Regions from separate parts of the Mus musculus genome. Here region 2 is linked to region 1. Evidence: chromatin loops called from intact Hi-C (ENCODE). Cell type or tissue: gastrocnemius. All regions are shown on one strand.

Evidence for each region. A loop is a pair of places that touch in the nucleus more often than their neighbours do. Peaks named below come from ENCODE experiments on the same cell type or tissue, not always from the same donor. Only the 100,000 strongest peaks of a DNase experiment are listed, where the experiment ranks them.
Region 2: a loop joins it to region 1, with 2.6 times the contacts of the local background. A loop is called at or near these places in 7 of 42 quality-filtered maps.

Annotation. Positions count from the first base shown.
Region 1 is chr10:62,177,461-62,185,460 of GRCm38, forward strand. It overlaps Tspan15 (tetraspanin 15), which reads right to left. Exons shown (of 8, transcript NM_197996.2): 8 at 7,936-8,000. Among named protein-coding and RNA genes, the nearest start is that of Mir7662, 13 kb to the right of the region's middle. In gastrocnemius, no CTCF peak of the experiment used is centred here; DNase peaks (open chromatin) are centred at 4,355, 5,295 and 5,794.
Region 2 is chr10:61,874,646-61,882,645 of GRCm38, forward strand. Col13a1 (collagen, type XIII, alpha 1) reads right to left here. Exons shown (of 41, transcript NM_007731.3): 19 at 1,623-1,667; 20 at 93-125. Among named protein-coding and RNA genes, the nearest start is that of Gm40674, 34 kb to the left of the region's middle. In gastrocnemius, no CTCF peak of the experiment used is centred here; DNase peaks (open chromatin) are centred at 3,361 and 5,000.

The sequences.
Region 1 (8,000 bases):
ATGTAACTTGAGAGCCCCTAAAACAATATCAGAGCTGATGCTTGGACAATGTCTTAATTAGGGACTTGCTGCTGTAAATAGACACCATGACCATTGCAAATCTTATAAAGGACAATATTAATTGGGGCTGGCTTACAGGTTCAGAGGTTCAGTCCATTATCACCAAGGCAGGAGCATGGCAACATCTAGTTAGGCATGGTGCAGGCAGAGCTGAGAGTTCTACATCTTCATCTGAAGGCCACTTGCAGAATACTGGCTTCCAGAAGCAGCTGGGATGAGGGTCTTATAGCCCACACCCACAGTGACACACCTACTCCAACAGGGCCACACCTTCTAATAGTGCCACTCCCTGGGCTGAGCATACACAAACCATCACAGACAAGTAGCCACTTACTGAAAAGCCCAGACTCAGACCTGGACACATCTTACCCCACCTACCCACCCACTGTGGTTTTCCTTGGGAAGTATATGCTCCCACTCAAGTGACTCAGTTTCTTTACAACACTTCTCTTTCTCTTAACTACTCCAGCTTAAGCCTACATTAAAATATTGTTAATAAAACTTCCAATTCTGCGTCACTATACTGTAGGATAGTCTTGAAACCAAATCAGTGTGGCTCCAGGCAGGTCCCTAAAATGGGGGAAGACCTTGGGGTGCTGAGTGTGGAGTTGTGTCCCTTCACCCCAGGAGCTGCCTCAATTCTTCCAAGCCTGCTACAATAAGATGGCTGTCTTAGGTAGGGTTATCATTACTGTGATCAAAGCAACTTGGGGAGGAAAGGGTTATGGCTCACTTTTCCATAGCACTGTTCATCACTGAAGGAAGCTAATGCAGGAACCCAAACAGGGCAGGAACCTGGAGGCAGGAGCTGATGCAGAAGGCAATGGAGGGATGCTACTTACTTGCTTGCTCCCCATGACTTGCTCAGCCTGCTTTCTGATAGAACCCAGGACCACCAGCCCAGATATGTCACTGTCCACGGTGAGCTGAACTCTCCTATACCAATCATTAATCAAGGAAATGCCCCACTGGCTTGCCTATAGGTCAATCCGCTGGGGGCATTTTCTCAATTGAGGTTCCCTCTTTCAGGATGACTCTAGTTTGGAGAGACATTGTAAAGACAGGTTTGACCACAGCCCACGGTCCCTCTTCCACATGCTCCCATTTGATTCACCTTGTTTGCCTTGGGATTGGCTTTTGGGACAATGGGAGCTGTTGGGGTAATGTCTATTTATGTGGATGAAAACGATTCTCGGAAACGAAACGTCTATTAAATGAGCAAGGAAGAGGAGCCTAAAGCCAGAATCGGTTGTTAACGCCTAGATAGCCTTTATTTTTCCTTACGACATAGGCGGATAGAATTTGAAGCATGCATATTCATGGTGAGGCATCCCCAGAGAAGATAGACCGGAGAAGTCAGTCAGAGAAGGCTGTCGTCAGTAGAGTTTAACAATAGAGCCATTGTGGGTGACAAGACCCTCAGCTGGCAAAGTACTTGCCATGCAAGCTGGAGGGCCTGAGTTCAATCCCCAGAACCTACATAAAGATGGAAAGAGAGACTGGCTCTACCAAGTGTCCTGTGAGCGACTCATATGCCCCACAGTATGAAGGCCCCACACCCCACACCCCATACTTGCAATCATAAAGTTGTAGAAGCACCATAAAAATATTTACCAAAAGAACCAAGTATAACAAAATCGGAGAAAACTATTGAAAAAGTCTCATCTCTAGGTAGTCTGGATCAAAGCTCACTTAAACATCTTGTCTGTCTTGTCCTCCTGCCTCTGCCTGCTAAATGCTGGAATTATGAGCACATGCCACCATCCCTAGCTTATGCAGGGCTAGGGATCAATGCCAGAGCTTTGTGTGTCTGAGGCCAGCATTTTACCAACTGTGCCACATCCCAAGCTCTGTTTCCAAGTTTTAAATAAAATAAAAGACTTGGGGGCTGGATAAATGACTCAGCAGTTAGGAGCATATTCTGCTCTTCCAGCGGACCTGGACTTAGTCCCCAGCACCCATGCCAAGTAACTCATAGCTGCCCGTGACTCCAGCTCAGAGGATCTCAAGCCCTTTTCTGGTCTCTGCAGACAGTGCTGTACATGCACACAGATGCTCATAAAGGAGAACAAATCTTAAAGGAAGAAAGGGAGGAAGCAAGCAAGCAAAGCCATCTAGCTAAGGCTAAGGTTCCACTGGGTCCCATTTTCCTTCTCTCTCCCTCAGAGACTTACGAATTTTAAATATCTCCTTCTATTCCTTAGCATAATACCTTCCCTTCTTATAGCAATACTAGTAAGCACAATATATCATATTAGCAATTACACATAGAGGGTCCAGAGAGATGATGGCTCAGCAGTTAAGAGCACCAACTGGCTGCTCTTCCAGAGGTCCTGAGTTTAGTTCCCAGCACCGGCGTGGCTTGAAAATAAAAGTACTCCAAAGAGGCCAGGTATTGCAACACACATCACAGGAGGGAGGGAAAGAGAGAGGGAGAAGAAGGGAGGAAGAAGGGAGAGGAGGAAAAGGGAGGAGGGGGAGGAAGAGGAGAAATAAAATAAAAATTTTTTAGAGTCTACTTTGGCAACTTTTATTACAGCTAAGATTTCTTTAATCTGGAGTATCTGAGAGAGCAGGGAGCACCTGTCACAGGATGCTCTGTCCTCACCACATCCTCTCCCTTTGGATGCCAGGAATGTTTCTCCAGCTGCTCCGCTATATCTCAAATTAGATTTTCGAACATTTAGGTCTACTATTTTTTTTAATAGCCATTTGTATTTAAGTGTGCATGTGTGGGTGTACTGCATGCATATACGTGTGTGTGTGTGTGTGTGTGTGTGTGTGTGTGTGTGTGCAGGAAGAGCCAGAGAGTGCAGCAGATCCCCTGGAGCTGGAGTTACAGACAGTTGTGGGCTGACTGACATGGGCGCTGGGAACTGAACCCAGGTCCTCTGCAAGAGCAGGATATCTTATCCACTGAGCCATCTCCCTAACCACATCTAATTTTCATTGAAATACTATACTTTTTGTTGACTGTTGTCCCCTACCATGAATTGCCTTTCGTTGTGTGTGTGATGCACACATGCGCACACGTACACACTTGTGCACATGTACACCCATGTTGTATTCATACATGCATGTTTGCACATGCATGGATGTGTAAGTTTGTGCAAATGTGAGTGTGTATGTGTGTGTGTGTGCATAAAGGCCCCAGGTAAAACTAATCAGCTTATTGTGTGGATGCCTCATCTCTATCCCTGTATTCTGGGGTTACACACAGGCTGACTGCCACATCCACACAACGTTGTGTGTGTTTGGGAATCCAATCCTCACATCTGCATGACAAGCCTTTGTTCACAGAGTCATTTCCCCAGCCCATGACCTTCATTTAATAGAAGCAGTATTCTCTTGTTCCTTCGAAGGAGCCTGTTTCAAGTGAGGGGTTTTGTCACTATAACAAATGCATCAGAAAGAAGCTTAATGGAGGAAAGACTTGCTCACAGTTTCAGAGGGCTCAGGTCACCCTTGCTTGGCTCCACACACTTGGACAGACCACCATATTGATGGGACTATGCAACAAAGGACTGCACTTACTTCACGGCAGCCGCTCACTTCACAGCAGCCCAGAAACAGATGTGGGGGAGGGGCACCAGGCCAGGACAAGGGACAGTCTCCAAGGACATTTCTTCTGTTAGGCCTCATCTCCAAAAGTTTCCAGCCCTTTCCAAAACAGTACACTAGCCAGGAACCACAAAGCTTTAACTTCTCCTTTGTGAGAAATGTCTCATATTCAAATCCTGACAGCGTCTAAAATACAAATTATTCTAAATTGGACATTAATCTATTTAATGTCATAGATTCATCTGTCAAGTATTTACTGAGTATCTGGTGACACTCTGAAGCTGCCCTAATGACAAGATGCCATTGGAAGTGGGGGTTCTGAGGTCCCTGGTACTCAGCCCTGGCAAATATTCTCCACCTACTGATTCTTCTTTGGCTTGGGAGTTGTTTTCAAATCCTCCAGGAAAGAGGTGACTCCGGTCTGCCTTCTACTTTTAGAGCCCTCCTCCTTCCCCTCTTCCTTCTCCTCTTTCTCCTCTTTCTCCTCCTCTTCCTCCTCATCCTCCTGCCCCTCCTCCTCCTCCTCTTCTTCCTCCTCCTGCTCCACCCCTCCCCCAACCCCACTCTGGCTGCCAGAAGAGTCCAAATGACTCTGAAAGGCCCAGGACACCTGGCTCTGGAGCATCCATAACCAAGGCCAAGTCAGCACCCAGAGGGCACCTGAGGCCAGCGGGCAGAGCCCCAACCCTGGTTCAGTGTCTGCCTTCCTAGCTCTGCCTCCAACACAGCCTGTGTCCTCAGTGGATGCAGATCAGGCTTTTTCTAGTCACGTGATGTCTTTGGTTCCCTCTAGAGGTTGGGGCCCAGAATGTCTATTTTGGCTGATGGAGAGGACACAGGACCAGTGAGAGGACAGGCAGCTAGCTCAGTCACCAGCAGAGTGGCAGGTGGCATAGAAAGGCATCCAAATGTGTGCAGCGATTACATCTAGACACCTCAAATGCTTCTTTGGGAAAGGAGAAAGAGGCTCAGAGGGAGACAAAGATTGGGCAAGGCTACATTGTGTATCAAGCCTGGTCCTCTGCTGGTCAGAGGTGGGATACAGCTAGCCCACTGTATCCCAGAAGCCCCAGGGGCCATCCCTGTCTGCTCCAACCACTGCCCATCATCTTTTAGTCAGAGGTACTCAGTGACTGTATACCATGCTTCTGGAACAATCTAAGCTCTGTGGAGACAACAGTGCACGAGGGCACACACACACACACACACACACACACACACACACACACAGAGCAGATCAAAATCTTGCTTTAAGTGGTCTGGCAAGCAATGCAGTAGCAATGTGAGGCCAGTGATACTTGAGTGTGGATGCATGCGTACATGTATGTGTGTGTGTGTGTGTGTGTGTGTGTGTGTGTGTGTTGCATCCTGCCATCAGCAACAGTGGAGGGAGAGCAGGTACTGAGCACCCTCCTTCCATGTCTAGTCTCCTGGCAAGGTAAAGATGGCCACCCTCGTGTCGCAGGGTGAATACATACTCCCATGGTCTCATTCTGGCATAGAAGTCCTGCCCCTCTCCTTAGCTTCTTCCTCTCAGGCTCTTGTGAATGCCCAAAGGCCCAGACTTCCTCTAGTGATTACATAATGATGGAGGGACAAGGGCTGCACTGGCAGAGAGAAACTTCATTCATTCTTCATTCCTGGTGCCCTGCCAGGATGGGGCAAGGAGGAAGCACAGGACCATTATGGAGGCCTTCAAGGCCTGACTCTTGTGATTTCTCCTGATTATGTAACTTTGGTGAGCCACCTGGCCTCTCTAAGCCCCTCCGTCCCCGCTGACACATTGCCACACAATAACCAACCACAATAATCTCCTTTCCCTGGTCTATGCATCCACGAGGTCAACAATTTGTTTTGAAACAGGGTCTCATCTAGCCCAGGCTTGCTTCAAACTCAATATGTAGCCGAGGCTGGAGACTGGCTGTGAATTCCTGGGCCTCCTGCTTCCCATTTCCTATGTGCTGGGTTTACAGGCCTAGGACACTAGGTCTCAACAGTGATTTCATTAAGACTCCATTACAGTCCAGTAGCTGGAGTGTAATTTTTAACCTTCTTCACCTGTGGTCCGTCCTTTTGGGTGAGGAGGAGCACAGTTGCTGAGCTTTGGAGTGTGTGGAGACAGCGCCACCTAACGGCCATATGCTTCCGTTCCTGCTGTTTGCTTTTGTTTTCTGACTTGGGCTCTCAAGACTGCGACTCTGGCTCCCCCTAGGGGCTGGTGGGGACTGGCGCTCCATCCCTGAAGTTGTGGGTAAATTGTCATCCCTGCTAGGTAATACAGACGTGATCGTAGGGTAAACTACAGAAGGGTTCACGGCCTGGCCACACGAGAGCTGCTTCTAAAATTTCTCCCCAGAGGGAGACACAGGTAACGTCTACCCTCCCTTCTAAGGTCGCAAGGACAAACCAAGGCACAATTTCACCAGGGTTCATTCTGGGGAACCGGTCAGGTTTGGGGGCGTCCTTACAGAGCACAGGTAAAAGGTTACTTAAAGGAGCGTGGGTGCTCCTCCCGCAAAAGGCTGGAAAACCTTCACTCAAAAGGAATGGTGACTTACCCAGGGCTGCATAGATGGAGATCCAGTTCCCAGCCTACACTACTCCAGCCACCGGAGGCCAATTGCAATTAAGGCAGAGCGGCTCACCACAGGTGTTTGGGAGTGGCTGATGAGATTCTCCTGACCCTACTACCCCCAACCCCTCCATTAGGGGACACAGTTGGGATGACTGTTTTGTAAGAAGGCACAGAAAAACTTTCCCTGCATCATGGTTACTTGGCTGGGAAGATTGTCACAAGGCTCCTCCTCCTCCTCCTCCTCCTCCTCCTCCTCCTCCTCCTCCTCCTCCTCCTCCTCCTCCTCCTTCTCCACCTCCACCTCCTCCTTCTTTTTCGAGACAGGGTTTCTCTGTGTAGACCTGGCTGACCTGGAACTCACTTTGTAAACCAGGCTGGCTTTGAACTCAGAAATCCACCTGCCTCTGCCTCCCAAGTGTTGAGACTAAAGGCGTGTGTCACCACTGCCTGGCTTGGCTTTTCTTTCTTTCTTTCGTTGTTTCTTTCCTTCCTTCCTTCTTTCCTTTTTCTCGTCTTTTTCTTAAGAGGCAGGGCTCACTGTTAACCAGGCTGCTCCTAAACTCCTAGGCTTCAGCTCTCTTTTCACCTCACATTCGGTACCCAGGACAGCAGGCGTGTGCCACTCTGGCAACTTGGTTTTCTTTAAATGTATGTGCACTGCACATGTGCAGGTGCCCTCAGAGGCCAGAAGAATGTTGGATTCCCTGAAACTGGAGTTACAGACAGCTGTGAGCCACCGTGTGGGTATGGGAACTGAACCTGATTCCTCTGCGAGAGCAGTCAGTGTTCTACACCAAGGTTGAGAGAAAACATAGATTTGCAAATTATACATATATAGTAAGTGGCTTGTATCTAGAATATATAAAGAGTTCTCCAAACTCAGTAATATGAAAACTAAAAATACAGTTTATTAGTGTATGTGTGTGGATGTGTGTGTGGTGTGTGCAAGGGTGTGGTGTGTATGTGTGTGTGCATATGTATGTGTGTGGTGCGTGTGTATGTGTGTGGTGTGTATGTGTGTGTGGTGTGTATGCATACATGCACATGATATACATTTGTGGGTGTAGTTCAGAGGACAACTGGCAAAACCTGGCTCTCTCTTCCCATTTGTGTTGCCCTTAACTACAGAGCATTCTTGCCAGTCCAGGTATGTTTTTTGCATAGATATGCAAATGTTCATTGCAATAACAGAATAAAGTTGTCACTGAATACAGCAACGCATATCTTTGATCTCATGGACATCTTTGAAGTTTGAGGCCAGTCAAGGCTACAAGTCTCTCTTGTCTGTCTGTCTGTCTGTCTCTCAACAAAAAATGCTAAAAATGCCCATTGATTGGTAAATGCATAAACTAACTATGGTGTGTTCATACAATGGAACAGAATACAACTTGGCCACAGAAATGAATGGCTTTCAAAATAATTATGTTAAATGGTAGTAGCCAGAGCCTTAAAGAGATCTCGTGAGTCCTGTCTCATAAAGGCTTTAGAAAAGAGACTGATGAGCACGCAGAGACAGAAAGCAGCTGCGGGAGGGGGCTGCCTTGAGAGGCAGCAAGCAGTGCTGGGGAGAGTTAGGGTGAAGGACTGCAAAGATTAGGAGAAAAATCTTTAGGGCAATCATATGCTTATCATCTTAAATTGCATCCCTGATTTTGTGGGCTCTGTGTTCCCCTCACTGTAAATACCAGAGTCCCGTCTTAGTTACTTTTCTCATTGCTATGATAAAACACCAGACAGAAGCAATTTAAGAAAGGGTTTATTTTTGGTCCATGTTTTGACCTCACAATCCTCCTGCCTCCACCCC
Region 2 (8,000 bases), 300 kb before region 1:
AAACATCTGACCTCTCCTGGATCCAGCTACGATGCTGCTGAGCCCGAACCCCTGCTTTGTGGTATCTTGACACAGTGACAGGGTTTACCTACCTTCATCCCAGCCACGGCAATCCCAGGAACCCCCTGGTAGAGAAAATTTAAAAAGGCATGAAGGTCTCTGAGGTCAGAGTCAGCTGGCCGAGCCAGCCCAGCTCTGCCTGGCCTTAAGGTCCACTCACTTCTGCTGACTGATAGCTGGCACCTCCCCAGAGTATGGGAGAATGTGACATGCTGAGTGGCACTATTAGGAGGTGTGGCCTTATTGGAGGAGGTGTGTCCTTGTTAGAGGAAGTATGTCACTGTGGAGGCAGGGCTTTGAGATTTCACTCATATACACACATACAGGCACGTGTGCATGCACATGTCTAGCCAGTGTGATGATCAAGACCCTCTTCCTGTCTGCCTGTAGAAGACAGTCTCCTCCTGGCTGATTCAGATCAAGATGTAGAACTTTTAGCTCCTCCTCCAGTACCCTGTCTACCTGCATGCCACCATGCTTCCCGCCATGATGATAATGGACTGCACCCCTAAGCCAGTCCCAATTAAATGTTGAGAGCTGCCTTGGTCATGGTGTCTCTTCACAGCAATAAAACTCTAAGACAGTCCCTGAGGTCAAAGGATGGGGATTAGCAGGCAACACTGTAGGAAGGGGTTGGTTTCACCAAAGCGTAGTGCACCTCTGTGTATAGGAGGGGTTACGCCCACCAGGGCTCTCTAGACCTGCCCTCATGAACTGGGAGTAAACCCACCCCTTCTTTTCTTGTCTGTGGTATATGTGTGTATGCACACGAGTTGCACATGTGTACAAATGGAGAGGCCATTGGTCAAGGTCAGGTTCATCCTCCATTGCTTTCTACCTTAGTTCTTGAGTCAGGGGTCTTTCACTGATTCCAGGACTCACTGATTGTCCAGACTGGCTCTACAGCAAGCCCGTAGGAGCCTCCTGTTTTTAATTCCCAGTGCTGGGATTATAAGCATGCACCATCTCTCATGTATGTGGATACTGGGGATTCGAACTCAGGTTCTCACGCTTGCACTGTTGCACTGTAAGCTCTTTGCACCTCCTCCCTTTTTTTAAAGATGGGATCTCATGTAACACAGGCTGGCCTTGAACTGGATATCTATTCCAGGATGGCCTTGAACTCCTGATCCTTCTACCTCCACCTCCCAAGTGCTGGGATTACATGTGTGCACCCCCTATATCTGGTGTATGAAATTCATTTCCATCCCCCTTTCAGGACATCGACTTCAAGGTAAAAATGTTATTCAAAGCATCACTTAGAAAAGCCCTAGTGGGGACTCTTAGGGTTCTTGCATTTTCTTTGGGTTTGATGATCACACTAGAGCTGATAGCCGAGAAGGATTTTATGATCCAGAAAGATCCAGAAAGGCCAGGATACAATCATTGGGAGCCACATCTCACTACCCCACCCTCTCATGTCAGGAAGGACGGACAGATATGGGAAGGTAGGGGGTGGCTGAAGGAGGAAGTGTGAGCCCCATGTTCCTGTTAGGGACCCAAGAAGGAACTAAGATTCCCGGGGCTTGGGAGAGGACCAGGCACAGGGGAGGCATGGGTACCTTGGCTCCGTGCTTGCCTGGCATTCCTGGCATGCCCCGCTCTCCCTGGAAAATGAAACGAGAGAAACCATGAGAAAAGAACCAGACTCGTTATAGCCTGAGCTTGAGCATCAACCTGCTATGAGTTCTGAGGACTCTGCCATGGTAGCGGCGACGTGAGCCGCTCCCCTCAGTTCCATGACACCATCTTGCAGTAAGTCCTAGGTCATAGGTGTAGAACAGAAAGGAACAGAGACAAAGAGAGAGGGGGTGGGGTGGGTTAAAATAACAAGTACACACACACATGCGCACGCACGCATGCACATACCAGTGGAGTTAGAACCTAGTCAAGGAGATGGCTTTGTACTACATACACAGCTAAGGATGGCCTTGAACTAACCCTCCTACCTCCACTGTGCTGGGTTTTGAGTCGGGCTGTGGCAAGCAGCCATGTGGCTACCTACCTATTACTACAGACCTCTCTCTCCTCTCACCTGTTAGCCGCAGCAGGTCTGCTAACATGGCACCTAGTGGCTTGGGCCAGACATGAGCTGCTTCTCTCTACTTTTATCCAGGGGCCTGTTATTCCCAGGCTCCCTGGGCGGTGAGCTGTGCATTTTTCTTTCTGATCCTGCCTGGCCAGACACAGCAGCACACTGGCTTTTCTGGGATTTGTGGGCAGGGCTCTGCCTCTCGACTCTGTCCCTCTTAACTTTCAATGTCTTCCTTCTCCCATCATGATCCTAGATCTACAGGAGGAAGGGGCACCGGGAAGGTAGTCATACCATCGTCACAGGAGACAAACAGGGACAAAGAGAAAGTGAGTCAAGGCTAGATTCCAGTTGCCTTGCCGCATGCATCAAACCCCACATGGCACCCCAGTATAGAGATGCAGCTGTGTCCTGCCAGCCTGCAGTCATTTGCCTCAGCTGTGCTGAAGATGATGCTGTGGACGGTAAATCCAGAGCCCAGACTCACCGACTCCCTCCTGACCTGTATGCTCCGTCTGCCCAGACTCTTCCCTGCTATCTCAGAGGACCGCTCTGCCCTCCCTTCTCCAGACAAAGGCTGGAGCGACTCCCACCCTCTTCCTCCATGCTTGGCCCTCCCCACTGGAGTCTCCGTGTCTCGTCTCCCAGCACATTGGCGAGATAATGAGGCTCCCAACTTCAGTCTCTGCTGCCCATAGATAAAAGACTCAGGGATGCTGGGCTCTGAAGTCTGCCTCCATCCTAGGTCCTGGGTGCAGATAAACCACTGTGTTCTTAAACATGCCAGCTACTTCATGGCTCTCTGCTCTTCCTCAGTGCAAAGCCATAGTTATACCTCCATGAGCCGCTTTACTGTCCCCATGTCCCGGTGCTGGATCCCCCACCCAGCAGAGACCACTTTGTATCCTGAACCCCTAGTGATGGAACCCAGGCCTTCATGCATGCTAGGCAATTGTTTTACTCTTGAGTTAGACTTTTAATTCTGAGACAGGGTCTCACTAAGCCATGCAGGCTCACTCTGTAGCCCAGACAGGATCGTGATCCTCCTGCCTTAGCCACTTTGCACTCAGCATCTGTAGACACACTCACACCTGTCTCTGACAGACATTGCACGCTCACCCTCCTAGAGCCAAGTGCTTGAGTTCTACAGAAGGCCTCATCGTTATGTCCAGACACCAAATATATCCTCTTCCACCCTGGCCGGCTCAGGGTGTCTGAGGGGTCCAGCCAGCACAGGCAGGTCTGCTCTGTGGCCAGCAGAGGGCGCAGGAGGACCTACTCTGAACTTCGCCATCTTGGCCACAGTGGTGTTAAAAAAGTCCCCTCAGGGTCCTAGGTGGCACGCATCTCTAGAGGAGCAGGTCCCCTGATAACAGTCCCCTGGACTCCACAATGCTGACCCAGCTAGAAGTCCCTAGACAGGGTCCCCTGGTATGTGCAGGGATGCTGGAAGGAAGTTACCTTGGGAGGTCCTGGCTATTCAGAGGCTTCGGTTTGTCTCTCTTCCCTTCTGGTTTTTGTTGGTTCCTTAGCTTTCTGCAAGGTCTCTGAACTCCCTTCTATCTCCCCCGTGTGGAGCCGGGCTAGGTGTCAGGGTGACTGTTTTCCTCTCTGAGTCCGTGCTGCAGAGTGAGCTCAGCCTAGATCTATTCTGTACCCCCTGGTCCTCCCCCCGCCCCCTGCATGGTTCTCGGGAGGCAGACGAGCCAGAACTGGAGTGGAGATGCTCGGCCCATAGTTCCAGATAAAGGGCTCTCTTTGGGGAGTCTTAGCCTTAGGTGAAACACAGAAGCCTAGGAGGAGTCCTCCATAGGATGGCCGATCTCCCCTACTCCTGCCCCCATCCCCCTCGGTTGATCTTGGCCTCAGGGCCTCAGGGCTTGCTGCCCTCCTGGCCTTTTGCTGGGTAGGAAGCAGGGGCGCCTGGCTGACCCCACACCAAGGCTCTCTCCACTCTCATTAGCCTCACTACTCAGTTCCAGCCTAGGGGCTTGCCCTGCCTTGACCTCTGGATAGACCAGAGAGCACTGCTTTGTGGATGGAGGTGAGGTACCCTTCAGGACCCAAGACACTATCTCAGAAGTTGGAACAGGGGCTGGTGTGGCCATGAATGAAGGAAGGCAACACATGGAAGCTGTGGTGTGCCTCTGTGAGATCTAGGGCCTTCCCTTCTATTGCCCTCTCTAGGTTTTCAGTTCCAAAGGCGCAGGTGGACCTGTGCTCAGTTTGGCCTGATGGCTGGGTACCATGCTTTGCTTTGTGGCTTGGATCTCTCACCTATCCAAGCGTACCAGAGTGGCTCTGATCCCTGTCTGCCTCTGCCTTCCCAGTGGGGATACTAGAGGCTCAGGTGAGGGGAAGGGCTCTCCACAGCTCCTCTGGACCACCTTGTGGCTGGGCAAGTGGGTGCTCCAAGTATCCCAAAGGGTCATAGCCCCTCTGTCCAGCATATGAGGGCACAAGACGTGACTCCCAGGCAGTCAGACACCTTTGGGGAAGATACTGGCTCTTTAACACAAGTGACAAGAAACAATGAACAGAAACCTTCTGTGGTGGGGAGGGGGTGGGAGGAGGGGGGACACTGCTGTCACTGTGGCTCAGGAGACAAATGGGTGGAAGGGGCTGTACTAAATGAACTTGAAGGCCTGTCCCAGCTCCTAGAGCCCCTTCATGTGTCCCTACTCCCAATATCAACAGGTCCCGTGTCCTTTGAAGTTTCTTAGTGGGAGGACTCAGCCTTTCTAGAGATGACAGGATGGCACAAGCTTGGCCGGTAGGTGTGGCCTCCTAATTGGTGATTTACTGTTTGTTGAACAAGCTGCACAGGGACTTGGCAAGAGGTCTGTCTGGAAGGAGTAGGGGTGGGGCTTCCATGTCAGCTCCGCAGCCAAGTAAAGGGCCCCCGGCAGGCTGTGGAGATGAATGGGTTTCCCTGACTTGAGGCCAGGGCTCTACTACAAGGGGTCAGTGAAACACCATCTTTGTTCTCTGCAGGGGGTGGGAGATTGCCTGGCAGAGTGTCTGAGAGGGCTGGGAAGTTCTACTCTGGGTTGGGGGAGCTAGAGGGACAAGGATAGGAGACACAACATTTTGTCCCAGGCAAGAGCTCTTGGTCTGTCCTTCCTGGAAAAAGGAGAGTGAGTTCCTGCTTCCCTGCCCAGAAGCAAGGACCGGAACCCTGGAAATCCTAGGTCCTCCGGTAATTAGGGCTGGCAGGAAGTGATCCAGGGAATTCCTGGGTCCGGTGCCCCACTGAAGGCTTGGGGCTTTGGAAGGACGGCTGGCTTGTAATCGAAATTTGAGATCTGTTGATATGTACTCAGGCTCAAGGAAGAAGTCAGTTCTCATTAGTCTGTGGTCTCTGGAGGGCAGAGCAGAGCCCAGAGGTCACGGGGTGGGGGCTGGGGTCGGGCCAGTCCTTCCCCCCACCCCCCAGGCCACAGATCTGGGGCTCTTGTCTCCCTGGTCTTATCTGCATCCTTTTCAGGGGTCTGAATGTCCTCACTGGGACTTCCCAACATCGACAGAAAATCCTGAGTGCCTCCTGTTGCTTGGAAATGACACAGGGAAGTTGGGTCACTTGGACCCTCTGTGAGCCAGGGGGTCACAGGGATCTGTCAGGAGTAGCTAAGGTCCGAGATAGGCTGTTTTAGAAGCAAGCACCTGCTCAGCTATCGAGGGCCACTCCACTGGGCAAAGTATGCTCTCAATTCATCTAAATGAGTTACCTGTGCACCTACATTCTCTGACCTGCAAGGCTTTGGAGTCAGACAGAGCAGGTGTAACCACCTCCCAACTCTGGGCTAGGGGAGACAAACTTGAGATCCACACTTTGCTAGAAAAAAACAAAACACAAAAAACCTTTCTGAGGGGGACTTGACCAGAAGACAATACAATGCTAGGTTCAACCCCTGGCACCACATAACCTGGGTGTGGGGGTGCACCGCTCTAATCCCAGCACTTGGGAAGTCAGAAGGAGCAGCTGTTCAAAGCCATCCTCAACTACCAAACGTGTTTAAGGTAAGCCTGGGCTCAGAAAAGGGGGCGGGGCCTAAGGGGATGCCTGTGGAGTTGTCTGGTACCCTGTTCCGGCTTGTAGGAGGTTCATGGACTATGAGTCGTATACACAGCAGAAACTGGATCCTGGTTCGAGAGTACTTTTCCTGGGAGGGGGGCCTTCCAGCACGTGGGCAAAACTGTCAATCAAGGCAAGACCTTTGAGTGAACTCATCTTGCAAGTAGCCTAGCTGCCTGCACCTGCCCTTCAAGGGAGATGGGGGTCATTAAAGGAAACTGAACATCGTAAACAAAACAAAACAATGTTGCTCCTCATTCCACAAAACTCTGGCTCCTTCAGAATGTGTGTCATAGGTTGTGGTCCTCTACAAAAACAAAAAAACCTCTGCAGATACTAACTCTGGTGCACTAGGATTCTCCCTCCCATCAGGTTTGTCCACCCACAATGAACTGAAGGAGACCCAAAGTTGTGATTTGTGGTGTTTGAGACAATGTTTTGCATTGTACAGTATAGTTAAGGTAGATGTTCGCCATAAACCTGGGTTAAGCAGGTACCACACAGGTATATAAATACATGGAAAGTCTAGGCAGGAGGGTTGGTCCCTGGGCAGGTGTTCGGGATGCACAAAGGTGCTAACCACCCTGGGTTTTGAGCTCGAGGAGCCAATAGACAAGCCAGACGACTGGCTGGCCTGGCTAAGTGGACACTAGATCCAGCGAGTGGGGGTGATGGAGGGAGTGTCTCCTTCTCGGACTTCATAGGCTGAGAAATTAAACTCCACCTCGTGTGCCACGCCCGGGAGACAGAGCAAGAGAAGCTCATGTGGCAGGTCCACCTGCTACACTGAGGATGCCTGCCCCCTCCACCTTTTACTGTGACCACGATGGGGCGGCTACATAGCTGTCTCACCTCAGTGTGACCATCACTGGTCGTCCCCCCTTCCACCCGGGGTGGGTGGGAAACATGCACCCATGTCCATTCCTCCTCCAAATTAATACAGGTTGATGAGACCTCCCTCACCATCTGTGCAACTTTAGGTGAAGTGCTAATGGTCTCTCTGCCCTGGTTGCATTAAGGATGGAGTGAGACGGGTACCATTGCATGCTGGCTAAACTAAGACATGAAGCATGGCTGTGCTCGCTTGACTTTGGGTAAATGAGTGACAAGCGTCTGACGTCAGGACTGTGAAGGAAGCATGTGTCTGTCCCCTTTTGGGGGACCCCTCTGCTAGTGGGCTAGGGTGCACTGAGGGGTCGGTGATAGGACGAGGGGAAGAGGGGGAGAGGCATAGATGTGGGGTACTGAAGCTACCAGGGAGGTTGTTGGGAGGGGTGAAGGCCCTGAGAGGTAGAAGGGGAGGCTATGGCCTTGGCTATTAGAAACTATGAGAAGAGACTTCTGGAGAGGGGCAGAGAGGCGTGGCCTAGCAAAGAGAGGCGTAGCCTAGCAAAGAGAGGAGGGGTAAGGGGCTCAGCAGGAGGGATGGGCTGAGTGGGCTGCCCCTGAGTTCTATAGTAGAGGAGGCTCTGACTGTCCTAGATGTAGGATGAAAAGATGGGGCCTGAGGTGCCAAGGCACTACGGCTCACAAAGCTCTAAACGGCCTTCAGGGGATGCATGTGGTCATTCTGTGCCCAGGAAGCCATGGCTTCCCTGAGCAAGAAGGGATTGCAACCTCAACTCCTGTAGACCAGCCTAGGCCAGTAGCTCCAGGCCTCCGGCTCTCTCTCTCTCTCTGGCTCCTGGCCTTAGGAAGTCACTGATAGAGTTAGAACTGCTCTTTCAGGAGGGCCACATTGGAGTCCTGTTCTCCTGACAGGCAGAATACTCTGCTTGAGCCCACCTGCCTCCTCCTCCCTAGGGGCCGTTTTATCCTCAGTGGTCCTGCACT